2 separate regions of the Homo sapiens genome follow, and region 1 is linked to region 2. A link is a loop called in an ENCODE intact Hi-C map of the cell type or tissue named here. Cell type or tissue: Calu3. All regions are shown on one strand.

Evidence for each region. Hi-C counts contacts between places; a loop is a spot of excess contacts. Peaks named below come from ENCODE experiments on the same cell type or tissue, not always from the same donor. Only the 100,000 strongest peaks of a DNase experiment are listed, where the experiment ranks them.
Region 1: a loop joins it to region 2, with 2.0 times the contacts of the local background. A loop is called at or near these places in 1 of 110 quality-filtered maps.

Annotation. Positions count from the first base shown.
Region 1 is chr2:67,132,592-67,136,591 of GRCh38, reverse strand. The region is part of intron 1 of LINC01828 (long intergenic non-protein coding RNA 1828); the gene reads right to left. All of the region lies in intron 6 of LINC01829 (long intergenic non-protein coding RNA 1829), which reads left to right. Among named protein-coding and RNA genes, the nearest start is that of LINC01828, 48 kb to the right of the region's middle. In Calu3, no CTCF peak of the experiment used is centred here; no DNase peak of the experiment used is centred here.
Region 2 is chr2:67,035,938-67,039,937 of GRCh38, reverse strand. No RefSeq gene overlaps it. Among named protein-coding and RNA genes, the nearest start is that of LINC01828, 49 kb to the left of the region's middle. In Calu3, no CTCF peak of the experiment used is centred here; a DNase peak (open chromatin) is centred at 1,997.

The DNA of each region.
Region 1 (4,000 bases), 97 kb before region 2:
GGTAAAGAATATTCAGAAGTTTCTTCTACTGTTCTTACAATTTTTCTGTGAGTTCGAAATTATTTTGGAAAAATAGTTCAAAAAAGAAGCATAGAAAATTGTGTTTGGTACTACCTTCTAAGGAAGTACTTTTTATGGTATCATTACAAGTGGTTAATATTAATACTGACTGGATGAGGAGAAGTATAAACTTTTCAAGATCATCAAGAAAAAATGCCTCTTCTGTAATACAGGTGTTTTAAAACAATGGATTTCTACATGATCCTTTATCCTCTTCCCAGCTTAGTACTGTTTCCTGTAAAATGGGATTGTGCACAGTTCACCTATCAGTTATGCTGAGGTATTCTTTTGTAAATTTCCATATGTATAACATTAAGTTGTTAAATAATTTGAAAGGTATATTAAAAATTATATATCTAGAAATCTCTCCACTTGCAATTTAAAAAGCAAAAGATATTCTCTTAGAAAACCTTGAAAATATAGAAAAACATATAAAAAGGAAAGGAAAAATTATTGTGATAATCTAATGAAGAAGAGAGTTAAAAGGTTTTGAGCTTTCTTGGATGAAGGATCAAAATCATTTGCAAAAAAAAACGGAAGGGAGAACAAGAGTAAATGAAAATGTTGATTTATTGATGAAAATAAATCCACTGCATTCTCAAAATAGTAAATTTGCATTGGAATTCACTAAATTTTCCTTCCAGAAAGTGATCTCTCTTATAAAGAATGAAAAACAATTTGCTGATATTCAGTCTCATTAGGTAGACAAATCGATAACTACATAAAGCCTGAGTAGCTTGTTGGCACAAACTTGCATGACCTTATTTTCACTTAAATGTATCAAGATTTGTCCTGGCATTTAAGAAGAAACACTTTTAAGTTGTCAACCAAAAAATCTATACAAACAGGTGAATAATTGAATTATTCACTTTTTATGCATATAGTGGTAGAAGGGTGGGGGAGAAAAGAAAAAAGAGGGAAGAAAATAGACTAGAATTTTCCAGGGAACCTTCAAAGCTGAAGAAGACTGCGACTGAGAAAAAAACACAGCACTATGTAAAGATCTAAAATGTGCCTCATCTTAAATCAGGCCTCCAGCCAATTGTGGATTTAAGTGTGGGACAGCCAGGCCACTTTCTGGTGAGTTCCTTTCCTGTCAGAATTTCTCCCTAGTGTTCATGCTTTTAATGCCATGAGCAGAATTGGAGGGGGACGGGCCTTTCCTGCCCAGGGCCTCCTAAGTGGTACATCTGTCACGGATCATGTTATAGAATAGGAATGTTTGTTTTTGCTCCTATTCATTTCAACTGGCAGGCAGTTATTATTAGAATGAAAAATTAAGCTATTATGCCACAGAAGTCTTGCTGGCTCTATCAAACTTATGGAGTTAATACAGCAAAATTATCTTTTATAGCTGATAAAAACAGCTGTATATAGGCTGCTGGCCTGTTGTTACACAGGAAGAAACACAAAATGGCAGCCAACGTGGGATGCCCCACGCCAAGATGGAGGCATCAGTGGCCATTGCTTTTGGAGCAACATGTGGACACAGATGTCGTAAGCAATAATGGTCTATTCTGAGAGAGGGTTTTATTTTTATTAGTCTTCCTGTAGGACGGAAACAAAATTATACCTTCAAGTTTTCTAAAAGTAACTCTATATGCCTTAAGTAGCATTATTATTTATAGTCTTGCCTTTTTTCTGTTATTTAGTGAATGTTTCGATTAACATTTCCGAGATAAAAATATTCATGTAGCAATTAGAGCTCTTCAGAAACCAATGAATTGCAACTATGGCCACTTCCTATTTATAAACCACTCTTCTAATATCTTTAGGAGCTGCTCATCTCTTGTAAAAGATTTGAATCATAAAAAATGCAAAGCACAATAAGTACTGATGTGGTGCTTTTCATTCCAAGAGCATTGTAGTGATAACTCATTCAGGCCACCTCTGTAAAGATCACATTAATGGTGGTACCCACTAAACCAGAACAGCATTGCATCCCTGGGGTGGTGGGGGGAAGGTTAGGTCTCCAGGGCATGCTTGACTGAACTAGCACATTAACACCTGGGCATTTTTCAAACCAAATTCTTGAATCTTTTCTTACCATGTGTAGAAATACCCAAAATGTCAACAAGAATAATATTTTAATCCTATCCTAAAGACTTATGTTACAAGTGTCATAGATTCTCCTAATACCCATGTGTGTTTATACATAAATACACATATATGAATATATATATACACACATATATATGTATGATGATTTTTATTTGTTGTGTTTGTTGATTTTTTGGGATGTTTTATTTTCTTTCTAGGAGTCATAACAATGATCTTATTTTAACATAGCTTCCCTTGTTTGACAGAAACTTGCTTAGACTTTGGAAAGAGGATCTAATTTCTAATTTTGTCGAGTTGGTGTATATTAATGGCAATTTTTGATCTTACTATTGATGTTAGAATTAAAGGGTAGATACATTAATGCAATTACTAAGACTAGATCCTGATGTAATATCTAACTGGTCTACCATTTTTTCTTCTTAAAGGTGTAGTAGGTTTGTCTAAAAATAACATTCTTGAGGTGCAGACTCATGGGGAAGTGGAGAAGTTGTTTTGTTTTGCTTTTTTTTTTTTTTCTTCAAAGATAAAACTTACCAGAGGAAATGAAGCAAATGCACTGGTATTAGTGGCAGTGAAAAGACCTTTTAATAAGAGTAATAGGTATCAGTTATGAAGGTTTTTTATGTGGCATGCTCCATTCTTCACATTCCACACATACTGATTTATTTCATGCCCATTTCACAGATAAGGAAACTAAGGCATTTGTTAAATGAATTGCTTGAGGTCTTACAAATATTAAGCGACCAATCAGAATTCACATTCAAGCAGCCTGGCTCTAGAGACCTCATCCCTACACATCACATGAAATTGCTCTCCCACCACTAGGGAATGTTTGTAATTACAAACAACTTCTCCATTCAGTGTGGAAAAACATTATGGAATAAGTAGAAATTGGAGAGTCATTTGTGTGACTTCCGAAATTTTTACTTAGCCTAGGAAATTTCAATTAAGTGTTGTAATTTTGGTTTTAGAAAGTTGATATTTTTAAAACTGACATAACATTACTCATAAATAGGTAATTATTTTATTTGAAATGATGCATGATTTGATTAAATCTAACTTCTTTTTCATTGAGTATTGATTACCATGAATGAGAAAAATATCTCAACAAGATATTTACATAAAATAAGAATGGCATGTTCACACTACATGATGATAGTAATAAACAATAGATCTATTAATTTGTTTTAAGTAAAATATAGAAGCAGTTAAAATGAAAGTGGCATAACTATATTTAACATTGTGTGTGCTCCTGAAATGTGATCATGCTAAAAACTATGAAAATATATAATCTGGAATAGACATGGTTTCTGTTTTCTAAGCAACTAATATGTACATACATAGATATAGAGACTGCATGTCAACATAAATTGAAAATTAGGTCAATACCGAAAACAAAAACAACAAATTCAAGAACTTAAATTTATATAAAAATAGGTTGGAAGACCTGGAGAATAGGAGAAAATTGCTGCAATCTATCCATCTGACAAAGGGCTAATATCCAGAATCTACAAGGAACTTAAACAAATTTACAAGAAAAAAACAACCCCATCAAAAAGTGGGTAAAGTATATGAACAGACACTTCCCAAAAGAAGACATTTATGCAGCCAACAAACATATGAAAAAAAAGCTCATCATCACTAGTCACTAGAGAAATGCAAATCAAAACCACAATGAGATAACATCTCACACCAGTGAGAATAGCGATCATTAAAAGTCAGGAAACAACAGATGCTGGAGAGGATGTGGAGAAATAGGAATGCTTTTACACTGTTGGTGGCAGTATAAATTAGTTCAACCATTGTGGAAGACAGTGTGCCAATTACTCAAGGATGTAGAACCAGAAATACCATTTGACCCAGCAATCCCATTACTGGG
Region 2 (4,000 bases):
TCACAAGTGCCAGAGCAGCACAACACCACAGGGATCTGAGCTGTGAGCATGTGCTGATAAAAGCTGGTTTCCTTTTGTGGTTGCCTTTTCATTGAATTGGCAAATAAATGGGCTTCTAATTATCTTTGGAGGTAGAAGTCTATTACATTTCACTAGGCCTGTGTATTTTGCTAATAAAATGAATACAACCCAAGAAACAAGAACAGTGGAGGGTGACAGGGTTAGCACTTTTACTGATACTCTCAGAGGCCTTGGAAGCATCCTCCTACAAGTAATCACATGGCCAGGGCCAAAGGAAAAGCACAGTGCCAGTGGATGAAAACAGGGGAGAGTCCTCACAGAGGGCACAAGTTGAGAAGATTACTCCAGGTGGCAAAGGAGGGTAGGAAAGGAGGTGAATTTCATGACCCCAGATTGTATACAGGGAACCCCAGACCACCGCCTAATGCAGGAGAACCTTATGATCAGTGGAATAAAAATGATGAAATAATTATGTCTTCTTGATCATTTGCAAAAGATTTCCTTAAATGATAGCTCATTTTGTATTTATTGCAATGATAAGGAAAGTGAAGTTCATAGAGGTGCAATGATTTACTCTAATGTGTATATAAGGCAATATTCAAAATCAGGTCTACTGGAAGCAAGGCCAGGAATTCTTCCACCATGTCCGACAGTATTTGCCGTGTGGTGTAAATTAATGCCTGCCAAAATGTGACCTTCCTCCTCATACGTACAGCTGTTGAAATTCCCACAATAGTGGGAATTTCCACTTTGAGGGTTAGAGAAGGAAGGAAACAAAATTATATATTGTATAAACCACATTAGGTAGTGACAGAGAAAGAAAATAAGGACAAATTCTTTCTGGATATTTCATCCCAGTTGTCAAACTTGGAAAGCCAAATTGGGAAGCACAATTGATTGGTATTCATTCATTCATTCATTCAACAAGTGTAAATTAAGCTTCTATATGCCAGACACTGTGCAAGGCCTTGTATATTCAGGGGTGTGTGAAAGAGCCATGCCATGGTTGAGCAACACGGTGAGGAAAAAGAAGAAAGTGAAAGCATGAGTATCTCATCACTGATTGTGGAAAGTGCTGTGGAAGACAATGACAGGACTTGAAATTATCCCAACACATAGAAACGATAAACACTCGAGGTAATGGATATCGTAAATATCCTGACTTGATCATCACACATTCTATGCGTGTAACAAAATATCACATGTACCCCATGAATTGTACAAATATTATGTATCAATGAAAAACAAATTTAGAAAGGATAAAAAACAGGGATGGCTTCTCCAATTTAGAGCAGACCATTCTAAGGCAGTGATCTGAAAAATGAGAAGGAACGCTGCAGGGGAATACTGGGCAGAAAGCATATGAGGCCCTGATGGTGAGACAGCACCATTCCTTCCAGGAGCTGAAAGAAGGCCCCTGAGGTTGAAATGAGGTGGAGGGGAATGAGAGGGCGGTAAAGGGTGCAGAAACAGGCAGGAGCCTGAAGGACTGGCCTGGACTGTTCTGTGTGCCCAACAGCAACTGGCGGGCCTGGCCTCTGGATGGAAAGAAGACCTACCAGAAGGGCAGGAGACACCAAAAAGACTGAGGTGAACTTCAGCTTGCCCAGTTTTCAGGTCTGCAATTCCAGGTGCATGTGGTGGGTCTGCCACTTCCATAGGTAAGTTATTCCCCCATGTTAAATTCTGTGTCTGCCACTAACCCTACCCACAGTGCCTAATACTGCCACCATACTCACCTTAGTAAATGGACTTCAGTTCCACATGGGAACAGGGGAGAAGGAAACCTAAGCTGCCAACTAGGTTCACAGAAAATATTTTCCCAAGCTCCAATAGAGACTATGCAGTAAACTGAAAGGTTTCTGGCCAAGTCCTAGCCACCTCTGAAAGCCGTTATCGTGTGCAAATCCCACTTTCTCCCATTGTCCTGTTTGCTGTTTGTGGCCGAGTAAGCACCCAATCTGGGCAGCAGATCGTTAGGAGTAACTGATTAACAGCCGCTGCTGTAGAACTTGAGAGTTTTGTTTTCCACAACCTGAAAGGGTGCTTGCTTTATGATTTTTTAATTACAGTGTAAATATTGCCGCCCCATAAACCTCTTGATTTATAGCGACAGGTGTGAAAGTTTGCACTTGCTGTAAAAGGCCCCAAGTCTTCTGTTCTCTCCAGCCCCTGTTTCCCACCCCTTTCTCAGGCTATCCTGGCAGCTGGCTATTTGGAGGCACTTACTTTACCTGCTGTCGTACAAGGGCAGCAAACAGCAAAATCTCTAAATGGAGAGCTTATTCTCTGATTTCCTCCCAATCTCTTTTTTGGGACCTCTTTTTCCCTGTTCCTTCTTTCTCTTCTATTTCCCCAAACCACTGTGTAACCTCAGCCTGGTTAAGAACTTTCCACTGTGACTCCCCTGTCCCAAGTCACACCTCGTGTTCTGATTTTCCCTCTGAATATATCAACATGGTCTGTGCTCCAAGTCCCTTAAACTTCTAAGAAAGAGGAATTCATTTAAATATTTATTCGTGTCTTCATTTATTCCACATATATGATTGAGTGTGGCTATGTTAGGCATATTGGTCCAAGTGCTAGAGAGGCAGCAGTGAACACGCCAAAGTCATTGCTGATATGAAGTACATTCTAGAAGGGAGAGACACAAAATACACTCATGGCCAAATAAGTTAAAAATTTCATTTCAGGCCAGGCCCAGTGGCTCACACCTGTAATCCCAGCACTTTGGGAGGCCCAGGCGGGCGAATCACCTGAGGTCAGGAGTTCGAGACCAGCTTGACCAGCATGGTGAAACCCCATCTCAACTAATAATACAAAAAAATTAGCCGGGTGTGATGATGCATGCCTGTAATCCCAGCTACTCAGGAAGGCTGACGCAGGAGAATCACCTGAACCTGGGAGGTGGAGGATGCAGTGAGCCAAGATCGTGCCATTGTACTCCAGCCTGGGCAACAAGAACGAAACTCCATCTCAAAAAAAAAAAATTATTTCAAACTCTGATAGGTGCTATGGAGAAGATAAAATTAGGATATGTGGAAAAGAATGATTGGAAGTGGCTTTGGCCAGAAGGACAGGAGATTAGGTTATGTTCTCCAACTTCCCGGCACATGGCCCCTCACTTCTGTTTCTTTTGGAAGCCTGGCTTCATTTTTTTTTTTTGTTCTCATGCCATGTTGACTCCTATCCACATGACCGTAAATGACCTCCCCATCTCTGTCTTTACATTGACTCAGGATGAGCAGTCAACAAAAACTAATTGTCCTTCCTGGGTCCTATTTTTAGAAATTAGAATCTAATTGATGCCGCATGGGTTAGGTTCCATCTTGGTAAAAATCAGCCTTGAGCAACCAGCTGTGTCACCTATGAGTACGGCCTAGATCTTCAGTGCTACAGGCAGAGGAGTGTTTAGCCTAGAGACAGGAAGAGTACAGGCTAGAAAATACGTGCCAATCTATCCCTGCCATAGCAAGATTCTGTGTTAGTTATGGGAAAGCAGAAAAGGAAAGAGAAAATAAACATGAGATTTGGTCCTTATCTTCAAATAACTTGCAGTCTAATGGAGATATTATGATATACATACACAAAAATATTACAGTAATAAATGGTGCTTCTTATAAACATCAAGGACATTAAGTGTTACAAGAACCCAGAACAGGAGACAGTGAATGTTACAGTAAATTAGTGGGGAGGCCAGATAATGCTTCGGATGAAAAGTAGATTCTACAAACATAAGCATAAAAGTGGGGAAAAACCCAGAAGCAGGTTTGTTTATGGTTTTCTCAGAGACATTAAGAAGAACCAGAGGGAACTCGTAGCAGTGATTAGAAAAGTAACTACCTAGTAATCGTGCTTACAGATAGCTGGTATTTTGTAGACCTAGTCAGGGAAGAAATGATTGCATCTTGAACTGAAAAGAACTGCTAAAAAGAAATAATAAGATTTTTAGGTTCAACGTGTGCTAATAAGCTGAACT